Linked DNA regions of Homo sapiens: region 2 is linked to region 1. Evidence: chromatin contacts called from ENCODE Hi-C data. All regions are on one chromosome and are shown on one strand. The core of a region is the stretch at or near the end of the contact, and the rest is flanking DNA. Distances in the headings are between cores, read along the strand shown.

What was found. A loop is a pair of places that touch in the nucleus more often than their neighbours do. Pooled maps may share reads with other maps.
Region 2: a pooled map shows a loop between it and region 1 (26-fold over the local background). The contact joins two enhancer-like sites. A Hi-C loop is called at or near these places in 2 of 37 single-sample maps with no recorded cell type and 3 of 50 pooled maps.

The regions. Positions count from the first base shown.
Region 1 is chr13:110,469,695-110,473,185 of GRCh38, forward strand. It overlaps COL4A2 (collagen type IV alpha 2 chain), which reads left to right. Exons shown (of 48, transcript NM_001846.4): 29 at 3,235-3,456. Among named protein-coding and RNA genes, the nearest start is that of COL4A2-AS2, 8.2 kb to the left of the region's middle. RefSeq lists a silencer at 37-242 and enhancers at 1,812-1,911, 1,982-2,221, 2,232-2,281, 2,402-2,541, 3,270-3,491. Within about 2 kb of position 2,242, at least 11 of the 41 ENCODE cell types and tissues checked have a DNase peak (open chromatin) inside an H3K27ac peak, as active enhancers do.
Region 2 is chr13:112,800,031-112,805,588 of GRCh38, forward strand. It overlaps ATP11A (ATPase phospholipid transporting 11A), which reads left to right. Exons shown (of 30, transcript NM_015205.3): 3 at 4,927-5,016. Among named protein-coding and RNA genes, the nearest start is that of ATP11A-AS1, 48 kb to the left of the region's middle. RefSeq lists enhancers at 2,299-2,548, 3,375-3,614. Within about 2 kb of position 3,720, at least 2 of the 41 ENCODE cell types and tissues checked have a DNase peak (open chromatin) inside an H3K27ac peak, as active enhancers do.

The sequences.
Region 1 (3,491 bases), core at 992-3,491:
TCACAATGTGGCTGCAAGAGCTTAAGGCATTAATCTGTATGTGGAGGAAAATGAGGTTTCCCTTAACCAGCTCTGGTGAGGAGTACCCACTTGCGTGTCAGCATGCTCTGGAATGCAGCCAGGCGTCTGCAGACATAGGTGTCTTGCAGTTGTGCCACAGGCGATGTGCATGAGTGTGATGGCACTGCCTTGATTGCAGGGGCATACACGTCTTTTTTTTTTTTTTTTTTTTTTTAATGAAATGGAATCTCGCTCTGTCACCCAGGCTGGAGTGCAGTGGCACAATCTCAGCTCACTGCAACCTCCGCCTTCTGGGTTCAAGCGACTCTCCTGCCTCAGCCTCCTGAGTAGCTGGGATTACAGGCATGTGCCACCACACCTGGCTGATTTTTGTATTTTCAGTAGAGACGGGGATTTCACCATGTTGGCCAGGCTGGTCTCAAACTCCTGACATTAGGTGATCTGCCCGCCTCAGCCTGCCAAAGTGCTGGGATGACAGGCGTGAGCCACTGTGCCAGGCCGCACACATCTTCAATAGTGTTTGTCTAATGAAACCATGGAAGCCATTGTGGACAACTTTCCACCCGAGATGAAACATCCTTCCACAGGGTCCTGGGCAGGTTCCTGCAGCCTCTGCTGGAGTCCCACTTGTCACCTAGAACCTGTGGCACATTGGAACCCTCTTGTTGCTAGAAAGTTCCTCCCTGGAATACAGCCTGCCTCCCAGGGAGTTCTCACCGGGCTGTTCCTGAGCCACACAGTTGACTTCCTCATAACCACACACCCTGAGAGAGGCGGCCACATCTCCCACAGACGTCTCATGAACAGGCAGAACTGACCCCGGGAACACATACTTTCTTTTAATGACATCGTTCCATGCCCTTGGAATTCTGAGCAACCTTCTAGGACCCCCACTTATCAGGATTCTTTTCCAACTGGGCTCTAGAAACTGAATAAAGCGCTCCCCATGTCTGGAATATCACACAGAACATCGGGACTGTTGCGCCCTTAGGTTGAACATCTTGCAAATGTTCCCAGTGAAGACTAATTGAACCCTGCCCCTCCCCTGACCTCCACTCAGATAGCTGATTTAAGCCTCAATGCAGAAGTGTCTGTCCGTCCCTGATAGATGGTATCTTTCGGAATTTTGTGTTGCAGCCCGTAGGGATTGTTCCAAACCCTGACCCTGTTTCCTTTCATATGATGCGTTTCTCCATGTTTTGCAAAATTGGGAAGCAGGCTTCCTGTGTCTGTATCAAGGCCCTGGTAAAAACAACTCTGCATTCGAATGAAGCAAAGGAAGTCTCCATGCCTCTGCCCCAGGGGTTGGTCTCTGTGGTTTTGTTGCCCTGCTGGAAGTGTCTAAATATTTAGAAGTGTAACATTGCCACTCTCATGATTTCATATATACTAAGTTTAAGCATTCATGATTTTGAGAGAAGGATAATAATTCCTGAACAGCTTCTTGCTGTGAGTATGAAAGTTCTCTGGTAATTGTGATTGGAGTGCCCAGCCATGTGTGCGTGAACGCCACACGGGGCTCCCCTGTAGGGGGGAATGGATGGGATGCACCCATTATCAGGTGATTTGGACAGTTGCCCACGTGAGTTGGGAGCCTGTTCCACCATCAAATGTGAGCCCTTACGTCATGAACAGGGAGGCTGGGGCAGGCTGGGGGTGGGTGGTGATTGAGGAACTGATCAGTTTCTGAAACGCATGTCACTTTTTATGGTGCTGAAATATACTGCCCTTCTGTCGCCACATGCAGAAGAGGATAAAATGCCCAATTCAAGGATTGCAAAAATCAGAGAGTCTATTCCAGATCTAAGACCCACACATGCAAACCCAAGTGCATGGCTCCCTGGGTACAGTTTGTAACATTGCCAGTGAAAGTCATGTCTCTTCATTGTGAGTAAATCACACCGTTAAAACTCTGAGTACGGTCTAGCTGATTAACGTCAGGTTAATCCAGATCCTTTATTCTGTATTCCAGTTACTCCCAGCTCCCAGGCAGTGATGGCTTTACCGGCCCAGGAGGTCCCCGGGCCCTGCTCATTGGATCTTTTTGGTGGGATACACCCCACAGAACACAGAAAACATTCCCTTTTCCGTATCCATACATAGGAGTGCCGAGCCTGCCGTGTACTTGATCTTGTCCCACAGAATCACCTGCCAGTCTCATCGTTGCAGGCTTCTCTCCTGCATGCACAGCGGGGGTGGTGGTGACCTCAGAAGCCTTTCCTTCTGAGCACTGCGTGACTGTCAGCTGTGGGAGTTCATTCTGAGGCCATGTCAGGGCTGACTGCACCGAAAAAGGAAGTGACCTGATGAGATCATTTTATCCAGTGGCACCCACAAAAGACACAGGACAGCTGCCTTCCCTCCATCCGCAGATGGGACTTGATGATTTTCTTTTTTCTTTTTATTTTTTTCTCTTTTGAGATGGAATCTCACTCTGTCGCCCAGGCTGGAGTGCAGTGGTGCGATCTTGGCTCACTGCAAGCTCCGCCTCCCGGGTTCACGCCATTCTCCCGCCTCAGCCTCCTGAGTAGCTGGGACTACAGGCATCCGCCACCACACCTGGCTAATTTTTTGTATTTTTAGTAGAGACGAGGTTTCACCGTGTTAGCCAGGATGGTCTCGATCTCCTGACCTCGTGATTCACCCGCCTCGGCCTCCCAAAGTGCTGGGATTGGGACTTGATGATTTTCATGGTCAATACAACAGAGGGGTGTCGTTCCTCTTTGAAGCGTTTCCCAACCGACAGTGACGGGTTTCTACCAGGGAGATGTTACGGCAGGCAGCGTTTTGGCTCTGACGGCCCTGTTCGTTCCTGCCTCCCTGGGATTTTCCATCCCGAAGTGCTGTTCCTCACTCAGCACAACCTAGAAGGTCCCACAAAAAGCTATTCTTTGGGGCTTATTTGCAAAGCAGGGGAACCCATGAATTATGCAAATCGAGGTCCAAGGAGGCGTTGTTGGCTTGTCCACCTTCACTCAGTTTTAGGGCTGGGGGGCCGAATGGCGGGGCAAGCAGAAGAAACATAACCAACAGAACGACATGGCGAAGGTTGTAGGTTCCAAAAAGGGCGACAGGGACAAGGGCTCGAGCTGAGGAATGCCTTCTGAGGACCCCATAGCCAAATTTTTGCTGTTTCCAGCCTCTTTTTGACTCTTCTCTTAGAACGTCACCATGCTAACTTGTGGTTTGGGGCCCACCCATGTTTCCTTTTAGGGTTCATAGGACCCCGAGGATCCAAAGGTGCAGTGGGCCTCCCTGGCCCAGATGGATCCCCAGGTCCCATCGGCCTGCCAGGGCCAGATGGGCCCCCTGGGGAAAGGGGCCTCCCTGGAGAAGTCCTGGGAGCTCAGCCCGGGCCACGGGGAGATGCTGGTGTGCCTGGACAGCCTGGGCTTAAAGGCCTTCCCGGAGACAGAGGCCCCCCTGGATTCAGAGGTGAGTGCCCCATCGGGGAGCCGGGGGCCCCATCC
Region 2 (5,558 bases), core at 2,470-4,969, 2.3 Mb after region 1:
AGCAGTGCTTAGAGGGAAATTTATAGTATTGACTACATAGATTAGAAAAGAAGAAAGATCCAAAATCTACAAGCTTCAACATTAGGAAACTTAACAAAAAATTAATAATCAACATTAGAACAGAAATTAATGAAATTGAAAACAGGAAATCAGAGAAAATTTTAAACATCAAAAGCTGGTTCTTTGAAAAAAAAAAATCAATAAAATCAATAAAACTTTAGCCAGGCTAAACAAGAGGAAAAGAAAAGAGACACAAATTCCAAACATCAGAAATAAAGGAGGGGCATCACTACTGGTAACATGGCTAATAAAAAGATTAAAAGGAATATCATGAACAGCCCTACACCCATAAACTTGGTAACTTAGATAACATTGGCCAGTTTCTTGAAAAACGCTATCTACCAAAACTCAAACAAGGAGAAATATAATCTGGGTGGGCCTACATCAATTAAAAGAAATGGAATCCGTAATTAATACTCTTCCAAAACGGAAAGCACAAGACTCAGATGTTTTCACTGGTGAATTCTACCAAACATTTAAGGAAAAAAAAAAAAATCAATTCTCTACAATCTCTTCCAGGTAATAGAAGCGGAAGGAACATTTTCTAATTCGTTCTATGAGGCCAGCATTACCCTAAAACCAAAACCAGAAAAAGATATTACCAGAAAGACGATATCACACACCAGTATTTCTCATGAACATAGAAGCAACGATTCTCAATAAAATATTAGCAAGTCCAATTCAACAATGTATAAAAAGAATTATACACCATGACCAAGTGGGTTTATCCTAGGTATGCAAGGCTGATCCAACATTTGAAAATCGACTAATATAACCCATATTTACAGGCTAAAAAAGAAAACTTACATGATTATATCAATAGGTGCAGAAAAAGAATTTGACAAAATTCACTACCCACTCATGTACTGCAGCAAACTAAAAACAGAGGGGAATTTCCTGAGCTTCATAAAGAGCATCTCCGAAAAGCCCTACAGCTGACGTCATACTTAATGGTGAAAAACGAGATGGTTTCACCCTAAGATTGGAAAAAAGGCAAGAAATCCCTTATCACTGTTCTTATTCAGCATTGTACTGGAAATCCTAGCTAATACAGTAAGAGTAGAAATGGGAATAAAAGGCCTACAGCTGACGTCATACTTAATGGTGAAAAACGAGATGATTTCACCCTAAGATTGGAAAAAAGGCAAGAAATCCCTTATCACTGTTCTTATTCAGCATTGTACTGGAAATCCTAGCTAATACAGTAAGAGTAGAAATGGGAATAAAAGGCCTACAGCTGACGTCATACTTAATGGTGAAAAACGAGATGATTTCACCCTAAGATTGGAAAAAAGGCAAGAAATCCCTTATCACTGTTCTTATGCAGCATTGTACTGGAAATCCTAGCTAATACAGTAAGAGTAGAAATGGGAATAAAAGTCCTACAGATTGGGAAGGAAGGAATAAGACTATCTTTGTTCACAAGTGATATGATTGTCCATGCAGAAAATCCCAAAGAACCAACAATAACAAAAAAACTTCTGGATGTTAGAGGCGATTATAGCATGGTTGCAGGATGCAAAAATTAATCGCTATCCTATATGCCAGCAATGAACAGTTGGAATTTGAAATTGAAAACAACACTATTTACATTTAACCCCCCCACCCACCAAATTACACAGGTATAAATCTAACAAGATATGTACAAGGTCTAGGTAAGGAAAACGACAAAACTGTAACGAAATCAAAGACTTAAATTAATGGAGAGATGTTCCATGTTCATGGATGGGAAAACTCCATGTTTTTAAGATGTCAGTTCTTCCCACTTTGACCTGTCCTAATCAAATTCCCAGCAAGTTAATTTCTAGATATCACCAAACTGATTCTGCATTTATATGGAAAGGCAAAAGACCCAGAATAGCCTCGCAGTATTGAACCAAGTTGGAGAACTGACACTAGCCCACTTTAGGACTTACTGTAAAACTACGGTAATCAAGACAGTGTGGTGTTGCTGAAAGAATAGAGAAATAGCGGCTGGGCGTGGCGGCTCACACCTGTCATCCCAGCACTTTGGGAGGCCGAGGCGGGCGGATCACGAGGTCAGGAGATTGAGACCAACCTGGCCAACACGATGAAACCCCATCTCTACTAAAAATACAAAAAAAATTAGCCGGGCGTGGTGGTGGGCGCCTGTAGTCCCAATTACTCAGGAGGCTGAGGCAGGAGAATGGCGCGAACCCAGGAGGCAGAGCTTGCGGTGAGCCGAGATCGCGCCACTGCACTCCAGCCTGGGCAACAGAGCGAGACTCCGTCTCACAAAAAAAAAAGAAAAGAATAGACAAATAGATCAATGAAACATCATAGAGAGCCTGGGAGTAGATCCACCCAGTAAATCCACCCAGATAGTCAACCCATTCACCCAGATAGTCAACCCATCTTTGACAAAGGAGCAAAGGCAATTCAGGGCAGACAGAAAAGCACTATTTCTTTTCAACAAATAGTGCTAGAAAAACTGGACATGCAAAAAAAAAAAAAAAAAAAAACCCAGCAACAGTGACTCTAGACAGTGATCACACACCGTTCAAGAAAATTAGCTCAAAGTGAGTCATAGACCTAAATGTAAAATGTATAATAATGAAACTTGTAGAAATGTAGGAGAAAGTCTAGGTGACCTTGGGTTTGGCAACAAGTTTTTGGATAACACCAAAAACACTGTTCATGAAAGGAAAATTGATAAGTTGGACTTCGTGAAGATTAAAAACTTGAGCTTTGCAAAATACAGTTAAGAGAATTAAAATATGAGCCACTGACTGGGAGAATAGATTTGCAAAACACACATCTGATAAAAACCTGGTATCAAACAACACATGGAAAATAAGGGTGTTTGGATGGGTAGGGCGGGATGACCTAGGGAGGACATGGAAAGTTAGTTTCTTTTTTAAAACTCCAGAGACTCTCTTCTGGAGCTCCCCTTGCCTTTTTTATTACAGTCAACCTGAGATGGGAACTGAAAATATGGCCGTAGTTGTCATGAACTGGGGGGAGCCACTACTCTGTTTTTACCCTCATTAAGGAACTTTATTGTGAAAGGTAAAATCACTTTGTAAATGTGAATTAGAATAGAAAATGGAAATTCCTTATATACTCTCTAAGCCACTGGAAACTTGAGGCAGAGAAGTTTTAAAAGACGCACATGGATTTCCTCTGAAATATTTGTAAACACCAAATTCAGAACATGTTGGTTAGTTTAGGACCATACCAGGCTTTAGTTGTTACATTGAATTGTAAATAACTTATATTCATGAGCCTGGAATTAAAGAAATTCTTGGTATGAGAATTTGACAACTACTTCTGGCTTCCAGGAGCCAGAACCCACCTTCGAATGGGATTTTGAAATAAGCCCCGTTGAAGAGACACACAGATGGCAGAGGCCGCAGCACAGGCTGTGAGACCTTCTTCAGGTTTCGGTAGACTGTCTTCATTACGGCGTAAAAACATGTCAGATGAAATTTCAGAAACTATTTCCAAACTCAGTGAAGGTTCGTGACATCTGGGACGTTGTTGTTTTCAACACAGAAGTTGAATGAAACTGCTACAGAAGCAAAATGAGAAGTGTGGAGAGGAGATGCTGTGGTGGCTGGGCATTCTCCCTCCTTCCCCTCCCTCCCCTCCTTCTCTCATTCCCCTCCTTCCCTCCCTGACCTCCTTCCCCTCCTTCTCTCATTCCCCTCCTTCCCTCCTTCCTCTCCCTCCCCTCCCTGCCTTACTTCCCCTCCCTCCCCTCCTTCCTCTCCTTCCCCTCCTCCTCCTTCCTCTCCTTCCCCTCCTTTTCCTCCTTGCTTCCCTTCCTTCCCTCATTCCCCTCCTTCCCTCCTTCACCTCCCTCCCCCCATCCCCTCTCTGCCCTCCTTCCCCTCCTTTTCCTCCTTTCTTCCCTTCCTTCCCTCATTCCCCTCATTCCCCTCCTTCCCTCCTTCACCTCCCTCCCTGCCATCCCCTCTCTGCCCTCCTTCCCTCCTTTTCCTCCTTCCCTCCTTCACCTCCCTCCCCCCATCCCCTCTCTGCCCTCCTTCCCCTCCTTTTCCTCCTTCACCTCCCTCCCCCCATCCCCTCTCTGCCCTCCTTCCCTCCTTCACCTCCCTCCCTGCCATCCCCTCTCTGCCCTCCTTCCCCTCCTTCCCTCCTTCACCTCCCTCCCCCCATCCCCTCTCTGCCCTCCTTCCCTCCTTCACCTCCCTCCCCCCATCCCCTCTCTGCCCTCCTTCCCCTCCTTTTCCTCCTTCCCTCCTTCACCTCCCTCCCCCCATCCCCTCTCTGCCCTCGTTCCCCTCCTTCCCTCCTTCACCTCCCTCCCCCCATCCCCTCTCTGCCCTCCTTCCCCTCCTTTTCCTCCTTCCCTCCTTCACCTCCCTCCCCCCCATCCCCTCTCTGCCCTCCTTCCCCTCCTTTTCCTGTCCTTCCCCCTGAGGCCTCAAAGCCCCTGTGCCTGAGCTGTGGACAAGAAACACGCCTGCCTCAGAAGCTGCCTGGAGCTGGGTGAAGGCTTCCATTCAGCTCGCTGTCATGCTCTCACTCAGAGGAGAGATCATGCAGAAATTACTGAAGTAAAATGCTAATGTGTTGAGTTAATGATCACAGGTTTACGTTTTATAAAAGACATCTTAATAATCAAACTATTGTTGAGCTACCTTGCGTTTTATCTTGAATTCTCTGGAGTTAGGTAATTTACATACGTGTTTCAGAGTACACACTTTGTTTAAGCTGTCTTAGCTGTCAACAAACACTCTAAATTATGAATTATGAGTTTTATATCTAAAGCTAAACATTTTGTACTGTAAAATCCAGTGCTACTTACTATGCCCTAGAGTAACACTACAAGAGTAAAATCTGATCTCAATGATGGATGTTTGTTTTTCTTTTATGCAGTACACATTTTGGAACTTTATACCCAAGAATTTATTTGAACAATTCAGAAGAGTAGCCAACTTTTATTTCCTTATCATATTTCTGGTGCAGGTAAGGCCGGTCATTGTTTTCCATCTCATCACATATAAATCTAAATAAGTGACATTTTATTCTCAGGTAACTGCCACACGGCTAATGAAAGAGCAAGGACATGGTGCCCCTCACCTATGATTAATTTATTTATTTTCTTAAGGAAGGGCAAAATGTCTTGGTTCTGTGAGATCCACACAAGCTAAACTACACACGACGCTACTTTGGGTTTAAGTTGGTGACAGCCTTTCCTGCCCCTTTCCTTCTAGTACCAGAGGGGAAATCAGAGCTTTGTCATCATTTGGACAAGTTCACTGCCAAGCTATGCATCGTTACACTTAATTTACTCTTCCTAAGTGTGTGTGGATGCTCTAAAGAAAATCCAGGCCGGGCACAGTGGCTCGCCTGTAATCCCAGCACTCTGGGAGGATCACGAGGTCCAGAGATAGGGACCATCCTGGCCAGCATGGCTAAACCCTGTCTCTACTAAAAATACAAAAATTAGCTGGGTGTGGTGGTGCACACCTGTAGTCCCAGCTACGCGGGAGGCTGAGGCAGGAGAA